Regions from separate parts of the Homo sapiens genome. Here all the other regions are linked to region 3. A link is a loop called in an ENCODE intact Hi-C map of the cell type or tissue named here. Cell type or tissue: endothelial cell of umbilical vein. All regions are shown on one strand.

Evidence for each region. A loop is a pair of places that touch in the nucleus more often than their neighbours do. Peaks named below come from ENCODE experiments on the same cell type or tissue, not always from the same donor. Only the 100,000 strongest peaks of a DNase experiment are listed, where the experiment ranks them.
Region 1: it touches region 3 in a loop (5-fold over the local background); 8 of 110 quality-filtered maps call a loop at or near these places.
Region 2: a loop joins it to region 3, with 3 times the contacts of the local background. A loop is called at or near these places in 2 of 110 quality-filtered maps.

What each region holds. Positions count from the first base shown.
Region 1 is chr6:143,333,593-143,341,592 of GRCh38, reverse strand. It overlaps AIG1 (androgen induced 1), which reads right to left. Exons shown (of 6, transcript NM_016108.4): 6 at 535-1,954. The coding sequence ends at 1,917. Among named protein-coding and RNA genes, the nearest start is that of ADAT2, 110 kb to the left of the region's middle. RefSeq lists an enhancer at 7,427-8,000. In endothelial cell of umbilical vein, a CTCF peak has its summit at 3,814 (motif pointing right); no DNase peak of the experiment used is centred here.
Region 2 is chr6:142,228,353-142,236,352 of GRCh38, reverse strand. No RefSeq gene overlaps it. Among named protein-coding and RNA genes, the nearest start is that of LINC02919, 28 kb to the left of the region's middle. In endothelial cell of umbilical vein, a CTCF peak has its summit at 3,696; a DNase peak (open chromatin) is centred at 3,702.
Region 3 is chr6:142,471,791-142,479,790 of GRCh38, reverse strand. No RefSeq gene overlaps it. Among named protein-coding and RNA genes, the nearest start is that of ADGRG6, 170 kb to the right of the region's middle. In endothelial cell of umbilical vein, a CTCF peak has its summit at 4,902 (motif pointing left); a DNase peak (open chromatin) is centred at 4,980; H3K27ac peaks cover 364 bases.

The DNA of each region.
Region 1 (8,000 bases), 860 kb before region 3:
CACATGGTCTTTCCTCTGTGTATGTACATTCCTGGTGTCCCTTTGTGTGTCCTAATTCCCCCTTTTTACAAAGATACTACTCAGATTGGATTAGGGCCCATTTTAATGGCCTCATTTTAACTTAATCCCCTCTTTAAAGGCCCTGTCTCCAAAAACAGTCATATTCTAAGGCACTAGGGGTTACGGGTTCAACATATAAATTTTAGGGGGACACAGTGCCACAATGTAACCCATAATAGAGGTCAGACAGGTAAGATACATGTAGTTGTGATGGAAACCAACTCTGGATCCTTCAAGTCTTTGATCCTGTACTAACTGCAGCAGTCATTCCAAGGATGTGGTATTGCTGTGCTTTTCTGTTTTGGTGGATTTCTGCTTGACTTTCCTACTTAAAAGTCCCAGCTCCATGAGTTAGGAAACTAATATGGTAATGCTGCTAGATGCATTCTATATTTCTATCAATTTTGCTTTCAGAAATGGGGGGCATATAGAGTGAATGTGTGTGGGAGAAAGAGAGAGACAGAGAGACGGAAGGAAGAGAGATTTTTAGCATTTAATTACATTTAAATGTAACTAATTTTAAATTAACTTTTTGAGTTTAAATTTTTTTCAAATTAAAAAGTTTAATGCTTTTCATTTTTTAATTTTAAAATGTAATTATAATTTTGGAGTGAATGGTTTTATATCATTTGTTGATCTCTCTCAACATTGGGCAATCAATACTTATATTTGTGTTAAGTAACATTTTATAATTTATATAACATATTTTTCATCTTAAAAATAATTACGGTCAAAGATTTTGTAAAATAGTTTTTTTAAAAACAATTTTGTGGCTGGGCGCGGTGGTTCATGTCTGTAATCCCAGCACTTTGGGAGGCCGAGGCGTGTGGATCACAAGGTCAGGAGATCGAGACCATCCTGGCTAACAAGGTGAAACCCCGTCTCTACTAAAAATACAAAAAATAAGCCGGGCGTGTGGCAGGCGCCTGTAGTCCCAGCTACTCGGGAGGCTGAGAAGGCAGGAGAATGGCATGAACCCGGGAAGCGGAGCTTGCCGTGAGCTGAGATCACGCCACTGTACTCCAGCCTGGGCGACAGAGTGAGACTCCATCTGGAAAAAAAGAAAAAAAAAATTTGTTTTGGAGTTATCAAAAAGATTCACATTTTTTAAAATCCAAAAATTATAGGAAAGAACCAGGTTCAGTAAACCCATTTTCAACAGGTAATAAAAATGAAAAGGAGATACTAATGCTGTTAGGATTTTGAGATGCACAATGCAGACGTCAGGTTCAGGGTGGCTTTGTCTTTATTAGTCAGCATTTGCATCTAGGAAAAGTTTCACATGATTAAATCAAGAGATGCAATACACTCAGGCTTTTCATGAAATTGACATCATTATTACAAATGGTGCTCATTTGAGGCAACTGTGACATTATGCAATGAGAAACATCTGTCCCCTTCCCTCTCAGGTCCCCATGGTGGCCTAGGTTCATGATTACAGCCACCTTTAGGATTAAATACACAAAAGCCTTACTCTATATATGCCCCTTTGACTTTAACATATTTCTCAAAAAGAAGTGCAATAAACTTTTATTCTTTCTTGATTAGATGGAGTTACAATTGCCAAAATAAAAATCCAAGGTCCAATTCTGGTTTTAAAACTAGAAAAGGAAAAAATGTTATTATCAGTAATGACTTTGGGAAGAATTCTTTAACACACAGTGAGGGTGAGTTCTTTTGGAAACAACTGTATTCTATGTTTATACATATTTATATATAAAAGGTGTCCTCATTGGGGGAGGGGGGTGCTGATGCCACCAAGTTCCTTTGAAGCCTTTTCTCCCCCACTGCCAATGCCCGAGGGGAAGGAGTCTTCAATGGCGGCTCAATCTAGCTCTTGCGTTTAGACTTGGATCTCATTCCAATTTAGGCTTTTCTTTCTCTTCTTCCATACCTAGAAATACAGGCAAAGTGTTTTATTTGAGCATCAGATTAAACCACAAGCAGTTTGTTTAATCTGGCTTGCTAACACTACTCACACATCCACTCATCTGCCCTCACTTCTCCCATTCACCCTCCTGACACACCCCCTATTCCCTCCTAGCTAAGAAGGAAAGCCATGCACAACTTTCTCCAGAAACATCCTCAGTGACCTCTCTTCCCCACCCTTTCCACAGAATCAGGACACAGCATCTCTGGGACACACCCAGCTCCTATGGCCTCTGGGAGACAAGGCTTCAAGTTGATTCATGACTTGCTGAGTTTGCATGGAAATCCCAGCTAGACTGCTTTTTAAACCAGCTTCTGGCAACATGAGGTGTGCAACTCATGAGTTTCAAACAGACTTCATTTATTTTTACTTTAGTCCTGTCTCTTCCTAAGGCAAGGACTTTGGATTTTAAAAAGCCATGCTTTTTTTTTTCTTGTTTTCTTTTTAAAGTTCATAGAGAGTTTATTAGCCATAAGAGCTGTTTATTTCCATACTCATGAATCTTAAACTGCAATTCTCTCTCTATTCAACCCAATCCTGGTAGAATCATGTTTTTCTTCCTGAAGGACTTGTATGTACTGGACCAGTAAGAACCTTTGCCTGTTGTCTGTAGAGAATAGTCGATGATGTTTCATGTTCCTGAAGATGAAAATGTTCATCATTTTTAGGAATTATAGTTAAATCTGGCAAGTGCTTCTTGCTTTTTTCTTTTTCTTGTACCTAAACATTTTTTGAATCATACCAAATTCTCAGTTTCTTTGTTTCAATAGCAAAAATGAAACAAAATAACTTAAAATACCACTTTGCAGGTTTTGTTAGTATTCTTTCATAAATTGCAAGCTTTCTGAGGGTAGGGCCCTTCCCTATTTTGTTCCCCAGCACCTAACATAGTGTGTGTGTCTCATTGCAGGAGCTCAATTAATCTTTGCTGAATAAAATTAATAAGCAATGAACACAGAGAAGACCTCAGAAGCCTGGACTAGTGGAAAGCAGAACAAAATATGGGACTCCACAATATGAAAATTATAAAATTTAACCCCAGAGGGTCATAATGTTAGGGCTTACAATAGGAAGGACTCCCCCACCACATAACCCCAGCTCCTGGTATATGTTTTGTGCTGTCAGAGTAGTGGTGGTGGAATGTGGGTAACGTGCTCTGAATGAATGTCCCCAGATGATCTTTTATGTTTGGTTTTCATGGCTAAGGAACTGGCAGAGATCTGGAGCACTTTTTCCAAAGTCCTTCTCAGAAATCCTATGAAGGAAAACTTCAAATTGAGGAGTAAGGACATCTGACGGGAGGAGGAACAGGTTTGAAGGCAAGAAGGTACAACACGCCTTCGTTGTTGGGTAACCACGGAAAGAAGAAAACAGCACAGATTCAGCTCAAACAGCACATGTGTCTTGAACCTCAGCTCTGTCCATATTCCCTCTCCTGTGGAGAAGCTATCAGGGGCTAAGAGCAGTTTGCTTTTCTTTTTAAAGTCTGTTTTTTCCAAAGCGTTCTCCTGCAGATGGGTTGACTTGGCAGCAGTGCTGGAATCTTCAAAAGCGCGGGTGGAGAACGGGGGGTATTCATTGACCTAGAGAGGGAAAATGGCTTCCCACCTACTTTAGTTTGGCAGCTGTGAGGTAGACAGAAAAAATTAGACAGCTGTAAATAATGTTTGCAAGAACCAGAGATAAAATTTCCAGGCAAAGGGCAGGAAGAAACCTATCGCAAAGCGAAGGCAGGATACACTTTTGGGACCAGAGGGGACAAGACTGCAGGGCGCTGAGGGAGTCAGTCACATGCCCTTCCTGCAGGCCGGTGGAGGGCTCCACCAGGGGGCAGTGCTGGGACATCGCTAGACCTGGATGGGCCTGGGGGGAAATGACCTGCACGGGTAGCTGGAGGAGAAGAGGTGCAGGTTTCTGCACACATAGACGTCTCCTGTCTCCCCGCTTGCCTACTTTCTCTGTCCTCACACCAACCTTTTGGTTTTGAAAAGACTCATTTCTGGTCTTACAAAATGTAGCTTTAGTAAGACTGGTCAGATATACCAAAATTGGGATAAAGTCTTAGCTTAAGTAAAGAAATATTTCAGCTGTGAATTGTGTCCCCCCCCGCGCTCCACCCCGCCAAACTGCTACATCGAAGTGCTTAACTCTCAGTACCTCAGATTGGGAGAGAATGCCAAGGGTGTGGCTGGACAGCCATGTGCTAACGAAATTAGGTACGTGACTCACGGATCCAATCAACCTCCACAGTAGATGCCAGAAATAGAGAGGTGGTTATCTGAAAAAGATCCGCGGAGTGCCCTCTTGTCTGACTGCTTGGACCCCCATGACTTGCATGGGAGGCCAATAAGGTTTTTGAGAATTTTATACCAGCAGAAACATTGACAGCATGGACTGAAAGGGACAGAGACAGGATGAAATGAAGGACCAATGGCTTCAAAGATGGTTCAGCGACTGGCTCCTCCTTGGTTGTAGAGGGTAGAACTATTGCCCAGGGCTGTGGGGGTGGGGCTCCTGTGACCCTGTGCCTGGAAGGCAGGGCTATGCATCCCCTCCCCTGTGAGCCCTGAGGACAGAACATCTAGCCAAAGAGGATTATTTTCAAGCCTTAAAATGGAATGGAATTTCCCCCGCTAGCTTCAGACTTGCTTGGGAACCATGATTCTTTCTTTTTTTTTCCCCCTGCAACTTCTCCCTTACAGAATGGGAATGTATATTCTATGCCTGTCCCACCATTCTGTTTTGGAAGCAGATAACTTTTTGTCTGGTTTCCCAGGTTCACACACAGCTAGAGAACAATTTTGCTTCAGGATGACTCATACCCTGAGTGTCACGCATACCCAATTTTATGATATTTAAGATGAGATTTTGGACTTGAGAGTTGATGTCTGAAAGACGTTTGGGGTTGTTGGGATGGAATATTTTCATTGGGTGAAGGACATGTATTCTGGTGGGGAGAGAGTGAAGTATTATGAGCTGAACTCTGTCCCCCACTTCCAAATTCATATGCTGAAATCCTAACCCCCAGGATGTGGTTTTAAAGTCAGAATGTGACTTTACTTGGAGATAAGTATTTACAAATGAGGTCATCAGGGTGGGCCCTAATCAAATACAACTGGTATTCTTATACAAAGGGGAAATTTGGAGACTGGACTGAACATCAGTTAGAAGGCACTGGCTCTGCCATCACCTGTTCTGGAGGGTCACTTAAGATTTTGGGGCCTCAGTTACTTTTGGTGAAAGGAAAGGGTCGGTTTCGATGATTTCCAATCTCTCTTTCAGCAGTAAGATTCTGCAATAATGTGATTTTTATCTTGAAGTTGTAGCTAACATAAGTTACCCAAGTAGACAGAGTTGAGCTATTAAAAACCATTATGGAAAAAGGAGGGTGGCTCCAATGCAATCTTCCTTCTTCTTGGGGGATTGTATAGTAACTGATGTGAAATACTCAGGATTGTAGTACTGTACTCCCATGTCCTCAATTCATCCTAACACACTGCTTTTAGTGAGTAGTTTTTGACTCAACAGCTAACAGAATCAGGCAGCTAATGTGACTGAGTAAAGTGGCCAGGTGAGAACGAGGGAAAGTTAGTCATCTAAAGTGGATAACTGATACTCAATTCTTTTTTCTTTTCTTTCTGTTTTTTTTTTTTTTTTCTGAGAGTTTCACTCTGTGGCTCAGGATGGAGTGTGGTGGCACGATCTTGGCTCACTGCAACCTCTGCCTCCAGGTTGAAGCGATTCTCGTGCCTTAGCCTCCCAAGTAGCTGAGATTACAGGCATGTACGCCCGGCTCATTTTTGTATGTTTAGTAGAGATGGAGTTTTGCAATGTTGGCCAGACTGGTCTTGAACTCCTGGGCTCAAGTGATCTGCCCACCTTAGCCTCCCAAAGTTCTGAGATTACAGGTGTAAGCCACCGTGCCCAGCCAAGGGATAACTGATACTCTATTCTAAACCATTGTCACCAGAATAGAACAGTGGGCTCTGTGTTCCAGATCTTAAAATATTTCCTAAGAAGCTGAAAATCTGGCCTTCATGTGAAATCTCCTATTTTTTTTTTTTTTTTTTTTGAGATGGAGTCTTGTTCTGTTGCCAGGCTGGGGTGCAGTGGCATGATCTCAGCTCACTGCAACCTCTGCCTCCTGGGTTCAAGCAGTTCTCCTGCCTCAGCCTCCCGAGTACCTGGGACTACAGGCACACGCCACCATGCCTGGCTAATTTTTGTATTTTTAGTAGAGATGGGATTTCACCATGTTGGCCAGGATGGTCTCCATCTCTTGACCTCGTGATCCACCTGCCTCAGTCTCCCAAAGTGCCGGGATTACAGGCATGAGCCACTGCGCCCAGCCAAAATCACCCAATTTTAAAATACTGATTCAAAAACAAAAATTCCACGATGTAGGCCTAACAGAACTTGATAGGTAGAAGTTGGGGGAGGCCAGCAGTTTGTGACCCCTCTTGTAAATGAGGATGATACTTACTTGGCACAAAACATCTGTCTTTGTGGAACTAACTAGATGGTCCTAGGTACATAAACTTAATTTTCATATCTAAAATGAATTTTTAAAAAAAGTTAGTCAATCTTATGTTACTTAAAAGAATGGCATAAATTAAACAAATCATTCAAAAAACCTTAATTTCATTATTCATTTTTAACTCCTCATTCAAAGCTGCTAAAAAGCAGTATTCTATTAATGTAGAGTGGATATTTCTCTCTAGTGGTTTTCAGGTCATCCTCTCATAGAAGTAGTAGAACTGTGGCCAAATGACTGTCAAATCAATCAAGTCAAGTGTAAGCAGGTACTTAAGTACTTCCTGAATAACATATATTGGACACATTCGTTTAAGTTTAAATACAGTTTTTCTTCCAAGAAGCTGAGAAAGGTTTATATTTTGTTCTCAAAATATTTTTGTCAAGTAACTAAATACTTCTGTAAATTAATGGAGAAAGATCACTATTTCCATTGAACAGGTGGAACATTATTAAAAGATTAGTGTCTTGTTCCCCAAGCTGTGGCCTGAACAGAATTAAAAATGTTGATACTTTTTCTAATAGAACATTGATTAAAATCAAAAGCTGATGAGAAAAGAAACCCTCAAATTCCTCTGCGCCATTTAACATTGGCTAATACCCTGACACATACAATCTTAGAGGATCCACACACACAAAAGTCTGATTCAGTAACCATGCACAGTAACCATGCACTCACTGTGCGTTATTTGTCTGATTCCATTGAGCTCCTGGCAGGGTGTCTGGCACAAAGCAGGGTGCTCAATGTCTGTGTCACAGAGTCCATTTACTGGGGATGTCTAGAATGCTGTGATTGTGTCAGAGGAAAGAGCCAGGGCTTCCTAAAATCTCCAAACCATCTTGCCTTTGGATGTATTTTCATGCAGGACTCAATCACTACATGTCTGTGCTGGCGCTTTTTCCACCTTTCAATTTTTATGTTATTGTACATACACTTTGGACAGGTTTTGCACAGCTTGGATAAGATTACGTGCCTTGCCAAGATGGAGGCTCTGCCATAAATGGAAACAAAAGAGAAATCAAATCACAGGTTAAAAGAGTTTTTCCAGCCACGAAATATTATCTTTTACTGCTTGTAGCTCTTTGCCACTTTCAGACTTTCCGTGACAGCCACTGGTGAGTCAAGGTGGCCGGAGCATCACACACTGCTTAGATAGAGCTCTAGCAGAATGGTAGTAAGACCTCTCCCAGGTGACTGCACCCACATAGAAAGTGGAGATCTGGGTGACTTTAAAGGAGATTGGTTACATTTAATAATGTATCTATTTAATTTGAGGTCCCTTTAGCTAACTAAGGCAGCATTGTGTTGTTAATGAGGACAAATTTCCCTAATATATATTTTTTGCTAACACTACATTTTTCCCTATAAAATTTTATAGACATGCCTCTTTCCTCTTTAGATTTGGAGGTTTTACTAGCTAACAAGACCAAGTGACTAGTAAAACTTTCAGGTAACTGTCAGCAGCTCTTAAATTCA
Region 2 (8,000 bases), 240 kb after region 3:
AATTAAAACTATTGTAAAAATTGTTTTGGCATTAACATATTGTAACTGGATAAGTAATTGATCCCGAGAATGCCAATCAAGAAATCTCCAGAGACCCAATCACCCTCGAGAAGGGGAAACACGGTTCCTTTGCCATATGCCCTCTTTATTGGGTTATCATTTTCCTACAATTCCCTAGCATGATATATTAGTAACTGCTGGGTTCATTTGAAGGCTCATAAAGTAATAATGTCAATCACAAGGATTAAAAACACTCTTCCCTTGGCTCTCATTCCTGCATGAATGAATTGCCTATATGAATGTAATCCAAATTTGGAAATGGTGGAAGCCAGAAAAAATAAGAACCACTGAGAAAGAAAGTCGAGGGAAAAGCCAAGCTTGAGTGAGAACTTAACTTGTGATTTTGCTACAAAAATTTTTACTGGAGCGTCTGGATAATTGTGAAAACAAATAGAGTTTTTCCTTTTAGGTCCCACTAGACATTGACTGGTGTCAATGTCAAATTACATAAGGTTTTCCTTGTAAGTACAGCTGCATACACTACTTAGGCAGGGTTTTTTAAAAACTATATATTTTTTTGTGCCTGAGCAGCTTTGTCTGGTGAAGTTTCTCAGAATAATATTTTGAAATGGATAAAGTAAAATAAAGTATACTCATTTTCCAATGCTGCTGTACCAAAATACCACAAATCGGGGAATGAATACAAATTTATCTTACAGTTCTAGAGGTCAGAAGTCTGATAGAGGTCTTACTGGGCTAAAATTAAGGTGTTGACAAGGCTGCATTCCTTTTTGGAAGATCTAAGGGAGGCTGTGTTTCCTTGCCTTTCCCAGCTTCTCAAGGCCACCCGCATTCCTTGGCTCATGGTCCTCTTTTTCCATCTTCAAAGGCTGCAAAGGTGATCAACTCCTTTCCATAGCCCTCTTTGATCACAGCTGGGAAAGGTTCTTTGCTTCTGTAAACACATTAGATGAGCCCATCTGGGCGATTCAGGATAGTCTCCCCACCTGGTGGGATCTCCCCAGCAGTTTCCTTACCTTAATTATAAACACAGTCTCTTTTGCCATTTATAAGATCATATTCACAAGTACTGGGGATTACGGTGTAGGCTTCTTTGTTGGCCATTGTTTTACCTAGCAGAACTATATAGATAAAATAATTATGTGGAAATCAGTAATAAAAATATATTAAAAGCCAAGTTTTTGATATAATAATAAATACTTGTCTTTATTAACACTTTAAATAACAAGATCTAGAACAGATCTAACAATGCCCATATGTTCAAAAGAGTGATGAACATAAATTATTTTTCTGCAATGACTGTAATGAGGTTTGAAAATATCTGTAATTAATTTCTATTGATGATGGTCACAGAAATTGCTAATACTACTGTGGTTTGTTGTTTATATTCATAATTGCAGAAAATGCTAAATTTTGGCTGGGCGTGGTGGCTGATGCCTATAATCCCAGCACTTCGGGAGGCCTAGGCGGGCGGATCACCTAAGGTCAGGAGTTCGAGACCAGCCTGACCAACGTGAAGAAACCCCGTCTCTACTAAAAATACAAAATTAGCTGGGCATGGTGGTGCATGACTGTAATCCCAGCTACTCGGCAGGCTGAGGTGGGAGAATCACTTGAACCTGAGAGACACAGGTTGCAGTGAGCTGAGATCATGCCATTGCACTCCAGCCTGGGCGACAAGAGTGAAACTCAGTCGGGGAAGGGAAGGGAAGGGAAGGGAAGGGAAGGGAAGGGAAGAAGGGAAGGGAAGGGAAGTGAAGGGGAGGGGAGGTGAGGGGAGGGGAGGGAGAGGGGAGAGAAAGAAAGAAAAGAAAGAGCCAAATTTCAGCTAGATATAAAAAAGTAAAGATACGTTTTTTTCCCCTATCCTATCCAAGATCATAGACCCTTTTCCAGGTTAAGAACCTCTTGTTTAAGGAGACATCAAGAATTAAAACTCTGTTATTGCCCTGGGAATGGCAAAAAGAGTACAGACCCTTTTCTACAAGTCATGCAAATCATCTTGTACAGCAAGAGTTAGAGTTTCCATAATGCCAGGAAAATCCGAGTATCTTCAAGCTCTGCTTACTCTACAAAGCCTTCTTCGACATTTTTAAGGACACAGTGATAGCCTACACCCTTGTTATTTTCTCTCTCAATTTGACATTTTATCATACGATTTGACATGTTATTACACAATGTCTCAATTTGACATGTTATTACACATCGTCTCAATTTGACATTTTATCTTGGGACATTAGGTATCTTTTTATGTGTATGTTTCTTACTGCTCTAGGGAGATTGGAAACTGTAAGCAGAAGTGATATACGTCTTTGTACTTTTGTGGAGTTTTGAGGGCATTTTAGAGTAATAATTAGTGAATATTTATGAAGGAATTGACTAATCAATTAATGATCCCCGCTGGACTTACACATGTATTTTGAGGAAAATGTCAAATTTCAAAATGTGCTTAGCCAGCTGAATCATTTTGAAATAGTCTTCAGAACGTGATATAAGAAGAGAGTCAGAGGTGTTTTGGTTTTTACTCTTTCACTAACCAGCTGTGTGATCCCGAGTAAATAACTGCATCTCTCCTGGGTCTCAGGTCCATCCTTTGTAAAATGGAAGGACTGGAAAATATCATCTTTGAGGTCCCTTCCTTCTTTAAGAGTTTGTGAATCAAAGAGTTTAGATCACCTTCATCAACACTACTAAAGCTTTTTACACTTCATTAGGACTGAATTCAAGTTTCTAGGATTATTCATCTTCCCTGAGATGGTTAATACTGAGTGTCAATTTGATTGGATTGGTGTTGGTCTTGGGGGTGTCTGTGAGGGCATTGCCAAAGGAGATTAACATTTGAGATTTGAGTTAGTGGGCTGGAAAAGGCAAACCCACCCTTAATTTGGTGGGCACCATCTAATCTGTTGCCAGTGAATATAAAGCAGAAAGGGAAAAGGAGAGACTGGCCTAGCCTCCCAGCTTACATCTTTCTCCTGTGCTGGATGCTTCCTGCCCTCAAACATGGGACTCCAGGTTCTTCAGTTTTGAGACTCGGACTGGCTCTCCTTGCTCCTCAAGCTTGCAGATGGCCTATTGTGGAACCTTGTGATCAAGTGAGTTAATACTTAATAAACTCCCCTTTATATCTATCTATCTATCCTATTAGTTCTGTCCCTCTAGAGAACCCTGACTAATACATTCCCCAAGTAGTATAAGAATTTAAATGCCTAAACACTAAGACTTTCCTGAGAAGGTAAATTGTGACTGTATTAAACACACCTCGAATAATATGTGCTCCTTCTTCTCAAAAGACTCATTTGGAGGTTCACTCCAGACCCTGTTTGCCTGGGTATCACCAGTGGAGGCTGCAGAACAGCAAATATTGCTGCCTGATCCTTCCTCTGGAGGCTTCGTCCCAGAGGGGCACCTGCCTGTTTGAGGTGTCTGTTGGCCCCTACTGGGAGGTGTTTCCCAGTCAGGCTACACGGGGGTCAGGGACCCACTTGAGGAGGCAGTCTGTCATTCTCGGAGCTCGAACGTCATGTTGAGAGAACCACTGCTCTCTTCAGAGCTGTCGGACAGGGACATTTAAGTCTGCAGAAGCTGTCTGCTGCCTTTTTTTCTACTATGCTCTGCCCCCAGAGGTGGAATCTATAAAGGCAGTAGGCCTTGCTGAGCTGTGGTGGGCTCTGTTCAGTTCATGCTTCCTGGCGTCTTTGTTTACACTGTGAGCTACTCAAGCCTCAGCAATGGCAGACACTCCTCCCCCTGTCAAGCTGCAGCATTGCAGGTTGATCTCAGACTGCTGCGCTAGCAGTGAGCAAGGCTCCGTGGGCATGGGATCTGCCAAGCCAGGCACGAGAGGGCATCTCTTATTCTGCCAGTTGCTAAGACTGTGGGAAAAGTGCAGTATTTGATCAGGAGTGTACCATTTCTCCAGGTACAGTCTGTCACGGCTTCCCTTGGCTAGGAAAGGGAAATCCCCCAGCCCCTTGCACTTCCTGGGTAAGGCGATGCCCTGCCCTACTTCAGCTTGCCCTCCATCTCACTAAGAGCTGCAGACTGGAGCTGTTCCTATTTGGCCATCTTGGAAGTGACTCCTTTTTTTGAGATGGAGTCTTGCTTTGTCACCCAGGCTAGAGTGCAGTGGCCTGATCTCGCCTCACTGCAATCTCCACCTCCTGGGGTTCAAGCAATTCTCTTGCCTCAGCCTCCCAAGTAGCTGGGACTACAGGTGCCCACCACCATGCCCGGCCAATTTTTGTATTTTTAGTAGAGACGTGGTTTTGCCATGTTGGCCAGGCTGGTCTCTAACTCCGGATCCCGGGTGATCTGCCTGCCTTGGCCTCCCAAAGTGCTGGGATTATAGGCATGAGCCACCATGCCCAGTACACATTGATTTTATATCCTGAGACTTTCCTGAAGTTGCTGATCAGCTTAAGAAGCTTTTGGGCTTTTCTGCATCTGTTGCAGTAATCATGTGGTTTTTGTCATTGGTTCTTTTTATGTGATGGATTACGTTTGTTGATTTGCATATGTAGAACCAGCCTTGAATCCGAGGGATGAAGCCAACTTGATTGTCATGGATAACGTTTTGATGTGCTGCTGGATTTAGTTTGCCAGTATTTTACTGAGGATTTTTGCATCAATGTACTTCTGGGATATTGGCCTAAAATTATCTTTTTTTGTTGTGTCTCTCCCAGGCTTTGGCATCAGGATGATGCTAGCCTCATAAAAGGCCTTTGACAAAATTCAACAGCCCTTCATGCTAAAAATGCTCAATAAACTAGGTATTGATGGAATGTATCTCAAAATAATAAGAGCTATTTATGACAAACCCACAGCCAATATCATACTGAATGGGCAAAAACTGAAAGCATTATTCCCTTTGAAAATAGGCACAAGACGAGGATGAAGGATGCCCTCTCCCACCACTCCTATTCAACATAGTGTCAGAAGTTCTGGCTAGGGCAATCAGGCAACAGAAAGAAATAAAGGTATTCAATTAGGAAAAGAAGAAGTCAAATTGTCTCTGTTTGCAGATGACATGATTGTATATTTGGAAAACCCCATCGTCTCAGCCCCAAATCTCCTTAAGCTGATAAGCAACTTCAGCAAAGTCTCAGGATACAAAATCAACGTGCAAAAATCACAAGCATTCCTATACACCAATAATAGACAAACAGAGAGCCAAATCATGAGTGGGTGCCCATTCACAATTACTGCAAAGAGAATAAAATACCTAGGAATACAACTTACAAGGGATGTGAAGGACCTCTTCAAGGAGAACTACAAACCAGTGCTCAACAAAATAAAAGAGGACACAAACAAATGGAAGAGCATTTCATGCTCATGGATAGGAAGAATCAATATCATGAAAAGGGCCATACTGCCCAAGGTAACTTATACATTCAATGCTATCCCCATCAAGCTACCACTGACTTCCTTCACAGAATTGGAAAAAACTACTTTAAAGTTCATATGGAACCAAAAAAGAGCACGCATAGCCAAGACAATTCTAAGCAAAAAGAACAAAGCTGGAGGCATCACACTACCTGACTTCAAACTATACTACAAGTGTACAGTAACCAAAACAGCATGGTGCCAGTACCAAAACAGATATATAGACCAATGGAACAGAACAGAGGCCTCAGAAATAACACCACACATCTACAACCATCTGATCTTTGACAAACCTGACAAAAACAAACAATGGGTAAAGGATTCCCTATTTGATAAATGGTGCTGGGAAAACTGGCTAGCCATATGTAGAAAGCTAAAACTGGATCCCTTCCGTATACAAAAATTAACTCAAGATGGATTAAAGACTTAAATGTAAGACCTAACACCATAAAAACCCTAGAAGAAAACCTAGGCAATACCATTCAGGACATAGGTATGGGCAAAGACTACAAGACTAAAACACCAAAGCAATGGCAACAAAAGCCAAAATAGACAAATGGAATCTAATTAAACTAAAGAGCTTCTGCACAGCCAAAGAAACTATCATCAGAGTGAACAGGCAACTTACAGAATGGGAGAAAATCTTTGCAATCTACTCATCTGACAAAGGGCTAATATCCAGAATCTACAAAGAACTCAAACAAATTTATAAGAAAAAAACAAATAACCCCATCAAAAAGTGGGAAAAGTATATAAACAGACACTTCTCAAAAGAAGACATTTATTCAACCAATAGACATATGAAAAAATGCTCATCATCACTGGTCATCAGAGAAATGCCAATCAAAACCACAACGAGATAACATCTCATGCCATTTAGAATAGCGATCATTTAAAAAGTCAGGAAACAACAGATGCTGGAGAGGATGTGGAGAAAAAGGAATGCTTTTACACTGTGGTGGGGGTGTAAATTAGTTCAACCATTGTGGAAGACAGTGTGGCAATTCCTCAAGGATCTAGAACTAGAGATACCATTTGACCCAGCAATCCCATTACTGGGTATATACTCAAAGGATTATAAATCATGCTACTATAAAGACACATGCACACGTATGTTTATTGTGGCACTATTCACAATAGCAAAGACTTGATCAACCCAAATGTCCATCAATGATAGACTAGATTAAGAAAATGTGGCACATATACACCATGGAATACTATGCAGCCATAAAAAAGGTTGAATTCATGTCCTTTGCAGAGACATGGATAAAGCTAGAAAGCATCCATTCTAAGCCAACTATCACAAGGACAGAAAACCAAACACCATATGTTCTGACTCATAGGTGAGAGTTGAACAACAAGAACACACGGACACAGGGCAGGGAACATCACACACCGGGGCCTGTTGGAGCGTGGGGGCAGGGGGAGGGATAGCACTGGGAGAAATACCTAATGGAAATGACGAGTTGATGGGTGCAGCAAACCAACATGGCACATGTATACCTATGTAACAAACCTGCATGTTGTGCACATGTACCTTAGAACTTAAGGTATAATAAAAAAAATCAATGTGCAAAAATTAGTAGCATTCCTATACACCAACAACAGGCAAGCAGAGACCAAATCATGAATGAATTCCCATTCACAATTGCCACAAAAAGAATAAAATACCTAGGAGTACAGCCAACAAGGGACATAAAGAACCTCTTTAGGGTGCACTACAAACCACTTCTCAAAGAATTCAGCGAGGACAAAAACAAATGGAGCAATATTTTATGCTTATGCATAGGAAGAATCAATATGGTGAAAATGGCCATACTGCCCAAAGTAATTTATAGATTCAATACTATTCTCATTGAGTATTCTCATTGAGCTGCCATTGACATTCTTCACAGAATTAGAAAATCTTTTTTAAAATTTATATGGAAGCAAAAAAGAGTCTGTATAGCGAAGACAATCCTAAACAAAAAGAACAAAGCTGGAGGCATCATAGTACATGACTTCAAACTATACTATAAGGCTACAGTAACCAAAGCAGCATGGTAATGGTACAAGAACAGACACAGAGACCAATGGAACAGGATAGAGAACTCAGAAATAAGACTGCACTCCTACAACCATCTGATCTTCAATAAAGTTGACAAAAACAAGCAATGGGGAGAGGATTCCCTATTTACTAAATGGTGCTGGAAGTGCTGGCTAGTCATATGCAGAAAATTGAAACTGGACCCCTTTCTTACACCATATACAAAAATCAACTCAAGATGGATTAAAGACTTAAATGTAAATCCCAGAATTATAAAAGCCCTAGAAGAAAACCCAGGCAATACCATTCGGGGCATAGGTGCAGGCAAAGATTTCATGACAAAAACACCAAAAGCAATTGCAGCAAAAGCAAAAATTGACAAATGGTATCTAATTAAACTAAGGACCTTCTGCACAGTAAAAGAGTGAACAGACAACCTACAGAATAGGGTAAAATTTTTGCAATCTATCTATCTGACAAAGGTCTAACATCCAGAGTTTACAAGGAACTTAAACAGATTTACAAGAAAAACCAGACAACCTCATTTAAAAGTGGGCAAAAGACATGA
Region 3 (8,000 bases):
GCACCAGTGATATATATATATATATCTCTCTCCACAAAAAAACTTATAGGCACCAGTGAGATACATATATATATATATATATATATATAAAGTTTTTCTGTGTGTGTGTGTGTATATATATATATATGTATATACACATACACAAAAATATATATATACACGCCAAAAAAACTTAATTTCAAAGTTTATTAGTAAATCCCAACAAAACTGAATGTGTGTGTGTATATATATGTATATATAAAATTTATATATATAGTTTTGGTTTTGATATTTAACATTATATTATGATCGTTGTCTCAATAAATATTCTTCATTGAAGTATTTTAATATTTGCGTAATATTTCTTTATATGGTTGGATCTCAATGGATTAAAAATACTTTTCTACTGTCGGTTATCTAGTTTGTCTCCATTATTTCATAATAGTGTGGTGTGTTGTTCAGCATGTAAATTAGCTTGGTCATTACGAGAAACAGTATGGAGGTTCCTAAAAACATTAAAAATCAAGCTACCATGTGATATGGCAAACCCACCACTGGGTACATCCAAAGGAAATGAAATCAATATATGGAAGAGATATGTGTGCTACCATATTCACTGGAGCATTATTCACAATAAATTAAGCTAAGTGCCCGTCAACAAATGAATGGATAAAGAAAATGTGGTATATATATACAATGAAATATAATTCAACCTCAAAAAAATAAGGACATTCTGTCACTTCAGACAATATGGATAAACCTGGAGATCCTAACCTGGAGCTCTTTAGATAAGTGAAATAAGCCAGGTCCAGAGACACAAATACTACATGATCTCACTTATACGCAGAATCTAAAAAACTTGAACTCATAGAAGTAGAGTTACCAGGGGCTAAGGATGAGAGTGAGGAGATATTGTTCATAAGATACAACATTTCAGTTAGACAAGAGAAATAAAGAGAGCTATTGTATAACATGGTGGCTATCATTAATAACAATGTATTGTACTCTCAAAAATTGCTAAAAGAATAGATATCAATTATTCTCACCACAAAAAAGGTAACTATGTGAGATAATGTTTATATTAATTAGCTTGATTTAGCCATTTCACAATGTATACATGTTCCAAAACAACATGCTATAAATAATATATACAATTTTTGTCAATTAAAATAAATAGACAATATTGTAGTGAATATCCTTCTATAAGAATATTTGTCAGCACCTCTGATTAGATCACTTGAAGTAGAAATATTAGGTCAAAACGATCAGACTGTAAGACCCTTTCTACATATTTTTAAAATCCTTCTTAGACTGGTTACACAAATTTACTACCCAATTGTCTCAGTCCATTTGAGCTGCTATGAAAAAACACCATAGACTGGGTGGCTTATAAACAACAGAAATTTAATGGTCCCAGTTCTGGAGGCTGCAAGTCCAAGACCAAGACATTAGCAGATTTGGTGTGTGTGGTGAGGGCCGGCTTCCTGTTTTATAAGTCACATCTTTTTGCTGTGTCATCACATGGCAGGAGGGAGGAGGGAGCCCTCTGTGGCCTCTTTCATAAAAGCACCAATGCCATCCATTAGGGCTCTCCCCTGATGATCTAATCTCCTTCCAAAGGACCCACCTCCAAATATCATCACCCTGAGGATTAAGACTTAACATATGAATTTGGTTGGGGCGGCAGGGGGGTGGGGGTGGAGAACATTCAGTCTATAGCACCAACTGTCAATTTACAATGCCATGCTGCTTTTTTAACCTTACTGGCATAAATTATGTTTTCGTCTCTGCCCATTTGAAAGGAGGGCAAATTCTAGAATGTGGGTTCTGGCATTCTGCTTTTGATTAGAAAGCTGCACAAGAATGTCACTCTACTTATGAGAAAATGCAGATAATCTATAAAACTCTACCTTTTCTTGATCCTATCAGAGAGCTGGGATTGTAAGCCAAATAAACAAACTGATTCCAAAGGGTGACAAGAATCTTTGAGGAGAGATGGGGTCCAAGGACTATTTCAGTTTTGACAGAACATGAGAGAAAGGCGGCTGCCATTAAACAAACTAAGAGAAAGTTAGCTAAAAATTAGAAAACATACTAAAAGCCAAGTGTAAGCTAGCATATCAACTTAAAATAACCATAAGCTCATGCAAGGTGAGCTCACACTTATGTGCAGGCTTGTTTCCACAGGCCTGCACGAGATGCTCACAAGACACAAGGCAACAGAAATATCCTGTCAAGGATTTTGAAGACTGTGTTGTACAGGTTACAAAAGCAACATAAAATACCAAACTCCACATAACTATTGACTACATTGACACAGCCCGCCATACTTTTGTGCAGACAGAAATGTGGTAACCATTGTTACCACAGTAACAACCAGTAATGGTAACTGGTACCTATTACTACGTGTAAATACTATTTACCTCAGTTTTCATCATTCTTCTACACATAATATTAGACATTCAGTAAAAAATACCAGATATATAAAGTTAAAAATAGGAGAAAATGACCCACTTTCAATAGATGAATCAACTATAGAACAAGACTTAGAGATGCTTCAGATATTGGAACTATTGAACAGAATTTTTAAAATAACTAGAATTGGCTTCTGGGTATAATGGAAAAAAGATTCCACAGGATGACTTACTCTGAAGAAAACAACTATAAAACTTAAACAATTTAAAAAGCAACTACCTGAAGGTACTGGAGAATAAACAGAAATGAAGAAATGCTAATGGGAGTGCATGCTTACTTGATAGATCAGAGGTTGATAAACTTTTTCTATAAAGGGCCAGATAAAAGGCTTTGCAACTATGCAACTATTCAACTTGGCCACTGTGACACCAGAACAGTCATGGTTAATACGTAAATGAATAAGCATGGCTGTTTTCCAATAAAACTTTATATATAAAAACAACATGGTGGGCCAGTTTGGCCTACAGGTCAAACATTTCCAACCCCTATGCTAAAGAATAAGGTTTACTTTATTGTTGATACTTTAGACAGGGTGGTCAGAGAAGACCTGTCTGATGAGAAATATTTTAGCTGAGACTTTAGGAAATGACAGTGTGTTCTGGGAAAGGGAAAAAAGTACACACAAGAGTTCTAAAGACTGGAAAAGTTTTGGGCTATTCCAGGAACTGTCAGAAGGCCAGTGCAGCTGGAATATGGTCATCGAGTGCCAAATAAAGTCAGAGAGTGGACAAGGAAGATCATGCAGTGGCTGTAGGTCAGTGTGAGGAATGTGAATTTTCTTGGAAGTGCAAGAGAGAGTCATTGAAAGGTTTAAAAGTGCAGCGATGAGATCTGACATATCTTTTAAAGGTCATTCAGTCTGTTGTGTGGAGGATGGATTGAAAGGTGGAGGACCGATGAGGAACCCAGCCTGGAGATATTTGCAGGAATCCTGTGAAAGAAAACAGAAACTTTTACTTGGTGTTCATACACTGCTATTATTTGCCCTATGAGGTCTTCTCATTCCTAGGAAGTAATGTTATTAACCAAAATTAAAATTTAGAAACCAAAGTAACTTGTCAAAAGTGTTGGAGCTCTGTTGCAAACCCAGGAAGACTAATTCTAAGGCCCATCTTAGACACCCTCCCATAGTCCTTTGACCTTAAGTTGCCCTTCCCATCACTGCTGATGGCCATGTGGTTGAACGGTTTTCCAGAGCTCTTTGGCCCAATACACCATGGTGCAGCATAAGCCATACCACCTCTGGCTTTTGGCACTTACTACAGCCAAAAGTCTGTTGCCTAAATGCAGGGGAGCCACAGCGTTCTCCACAGGCAACCTTCTCATTTCTGAGAGCATGTGCCAGAGGATGTTCACAGCGGAAACCTGGCTGAGTGTGTTTAAGGGCCCTGTAAAGCATGAAGATAATGTCATTATTCAGAGGCATCGTGTTGAAAAATATTGAAAATGCTTTAAAAGTCAGTTTCTCTTTGTTCTTAACAATTGACTATTCCAGTTTGTCATCATCTTCAGGATTTAGTTTTTTTTTGGTTGTTGTTGCTTTTGTTTTTTACCAAACAGTAATCACTTTTGAGGGTATTGCTATCTCACAATTAATTCAATGAACTTGAGGGATAATGAATATTCAGAGCTGAAAGGTGTTTACAAGATCACCCAGTCTGATAGTTTACAAACTGTGCTCTGAGGAAACCTAAGATTCTAGGGGAGAAAGGAGGAAACTCAAGAGGAAAACGTCTCTTTCAACTCTAGCATTTTCCTTTATTATTTTAGGTTTTGAACTTCTGAATAAGAGTCTTAAAAAGAAAAAAAGGAAAAAACATTCCCTTGGTAAAAATGCTTGAACTTACCTAGTCCAATGCCTTACTTTTTACATAAAAGTAATTAAATAATTTGCTTAAGATCCCACAAAGGGGTCAGTGATGGGGCAAGGACTGGCATTCTTAATCCCTGAATTTGTGATTTCGAGAATCAGTGTGGTACCACGGATAGAGAAAATATTGGTCAACAGACTTGGAGCTAATCATTACCAGTGTGTTTGGGCAAGTCACTTTGCCTTTTTAAAGTATCTTCATTTATAAGAGAATTTTGTTGTATTTTGTTTTCCTTCCTTCCTTTTGCTATAATATTTTCTCTCAGAAATGTGACTTTCAATGAATGAGGAGCAGTGAGATGAAATTTTAAAAGACAAGACTGGGACAATTCTCTCTTCTTAATTGTGCTTGCAAGTTTAGTTTAGCACCCTCCATTAGAGCAGCTTTTGTCTCTTTTATTAACTAATGCAACCCAGAAGACCCTTGCACTTAGTAGCAGATCCGTTAATATTTGTTTAGTAGCTAGGTCTACCAAGCTCCAAAAAATTGAATAAGCCATTTTGTTCTAAGGGATGCGCCACTGTTATTAATGCTGTACTGCCATCTTCTGGTCACATGAATAATTACAGTTGCATCCGTGAAAATGAAATCCTTCAGGAACTTGTTCCTTTTTTGTTTTTATATTGCAGTAATAGCATTTAGAGAAAAAAAATTGTGGGAATATCTTATTGTTGTTATAAGCAAATTTTAAAGGTGATCTTTTTAGAGTAGGAAACGTTTACATTTTCTGTGCAAAATGACAAAAGAAATATGTACCCTCACCTGAGAAAGCCAAGCAAGCCAGGGAGAAGAAAGGCTGGAAGCTAAGGAACAGAGGCACCGGGAGGTAAAAGGAACCAAACCCCGGCGCTGGGCGCCGCCCTGCGGACACTCCGGTCCTCAGCTAGAGGGAAGGGGAGACGGCTGGGCCTATGGCGAGGTGGAAATCCTTCCTCAGAGAACTTATGAACTGTGAGCTTGTGAGAGTCCAGAAACCCTGGGAAAATGCCAGGTCCACTAGCTATAGGCCTGGTTCTTCAAAAGCAAGATTTCCCTCACCATATTTTAAAATAAACCCTTGTGGGCCTTTTTTTTTTTCTTAGAAGCCAAGATACGTTGCTACAAAGTGAGATTTTCCTCTGGGCTACAATTGTGTCCTATAAAATATGGATTGTTCTAGAGAAACTCTAAGGCAATAACTTCGAAAACCATTACATCTGATAAGCATTTCTGCTTTCCTGTTCAAAAAGTGTCCTCCCAGCTGGGCGTAGTGGCTCACGCTTGTAATCCCAGCACTTTGGGAGGCCGAGGCGGGAGGATCACGAGGTCAAGAGATCGAGACCATCCTGGCCAACGTGGTGAAACCCCGTCTCTACTAAAAATACAAAAATTAGCCGGGCGTGGTGGCGCACACCTGTAGTCCCAGCTACTCGGGAGGCTGAGAGACAGGAGAATCGCTTGAACCCGGGAGGCAGAGTTTGCAGTGAGCCGAGATTGCACCACTGCACTCCAGCCTGGCGACAAAATGAGACTCCGTCTCAAAAAAAAAAAAAAAGTGTCCTCCCAACACCCCCCATCTAAGATAAAGTACCTGTGAAGAGGAGACCTTATATAACCCATCAGCAGATGTGATTAAAGACTTTAAGATGGGGGATCATCCTAGATGTGATTTAGGAGAGACCCATGTAATCGCAAGGATCCTTAGAAGAAGGGGCAGGCAGACCAAAATCAGAGACCTGCAATGTGACACTTGCAATGGAAATAGACTGGAATGATGTGGTCACCAGTCAAGGAATCTTGGCCACAGCTTCCAGGAGCTGGAAGTGGCCAAGGATGGATTCACACCTGGAGCCTCTAGAAGGACCAGCCATGTGGATGTCTTTATTTTAGACCTATGAGACTTCTTTCAAACTTCCGACTTTCAGAACTTTAGGAGAATAAATTTGTGCTGTTCTAAGTCGTCAGTTTTGTGGTAATTTGTTATGGTGGCAATAGAAAATGAATTGAGTCTTTAATCAATAAGGGTTGTTTTAACATAATCACCATGCTATTATCACACATCACAAAATTAATAATGCCTTAATACCATCAAATATCATATCCAAAGCTCCTTGATATTATGGTTCTAATCACCTTGTATTGTCATTACCTGCTTTCACCACTAGACCATGACATTATTAAGGTGTGGGGTTGATTCTATTCCGCAGTGGATCCCCTGCAGTGCCCAGATCATTGCATATAGTAGATGCTTAAAAAACCAGGGTAAATTGAAATGAATCACATCAATGATAGCTTCAGCGTGAAGTTTCTGAAAATTCAACTTCACTGTTATGACTACATATGTTAAGTCAATATAACGACAAAGTCATGAAGCTTTTCCTTTATGTTTTCTTCTAGGAGTTTTAAAAATTCATGTCTTATGTTTTAAGCCTTTAATCTATTTTTAGTTAATTTTTATGTATGGTTTAAGATAAGGGTTTAATTTCAGTTGATTGCATGTGGATATCCAGTTTTCCAATTTCCATTTGTTGAAGAGACTATCCTTCTCCTGTTGTATGTTCTTGGAATGCTTGTGAAGATCAGCTGACCATGGTGTGTGGGTGTATTTCTGGGTTCTCTATTCTGTTTTGTTCATCTGTATGTCCGTCTTTATGTCAGTACCATAATGTTTTGATTACTCTAGATTTGTATTTTGAAATCAGGAAATGTGATGCCTCCAGTTTTGTCCTTTCTCAAGATTGATTTGGCTATTCATGGTCTTTTATGGCTCTACATGAATTTTAAAATTGTATTTTCTATTGCTATAAAAATGCCATTTAGATTTTGTTAGGGATTACACTGAGTTGGTAGATTGCTTTGGGTAGTATGGACATTTTAACAATAATAGTAGCTCTTCTAATGCAGGCTGTCTTTCCATTTGTTTGTGTCTTAGCTTCTTTCATTCATGTTCTATAGTTTTCAGTATACATCCATTTCATCTCCTCAGCTAAGTTTATTCCTAGATATTTATTCTTTTTGGTGATAATGAAAATGGATTGTTTTTGTAATTTCCTTTTCAGATGGTTCATTGTTAATGTACAGAAAAGCAACTGATTTTTTTTCTTCTACCATAAGCTATTTCTTACTGGAAGGATAATTTTTAATTTTTTTTTATTTTTAATTTTTATTTATATTTTTAGAAACAGGGTCTCACTCTGTTGCCAAGGCTTCAGTGCAGTGGCACAATCAAAGCTCACTGCAGCCTCAAACTCCTAAGCTCCATCAATCCTCTTGCCTCAGCCTCCTGAGTAGCTGGGACTATAGGCCTGTGTCACCATGCCTGGCTAATATTTTATGTTTATTTTGTAGAGAAAGGGTTTTGCTTTGTGGCCCAGGCTGGTCTTGAACTCCTGGCCTCAAGGGATCCTCCCGCTTCAGCCTCCCAAAGTGCTGGGATTACAGGCATGAGCCACTGCACGTGGTCAGATATTTGTATGTTGATTTTGTATACTGCAACTTATTGAATTCATTTATTAGACAGTTTTTTATGGAGTCCTCAAGGTTTTCTCTATATAAGATCATGTCATTTGCAAACCAGGGCACTTTTACTTCTTTGTTGCTGATGTTGATGCCTTTTTATTTTTTTCTTGCCTAATTGCTCTGGCTAAGACTTTAATCTTGACAATGATTTCATGGATATGACAACAAAACCACAGG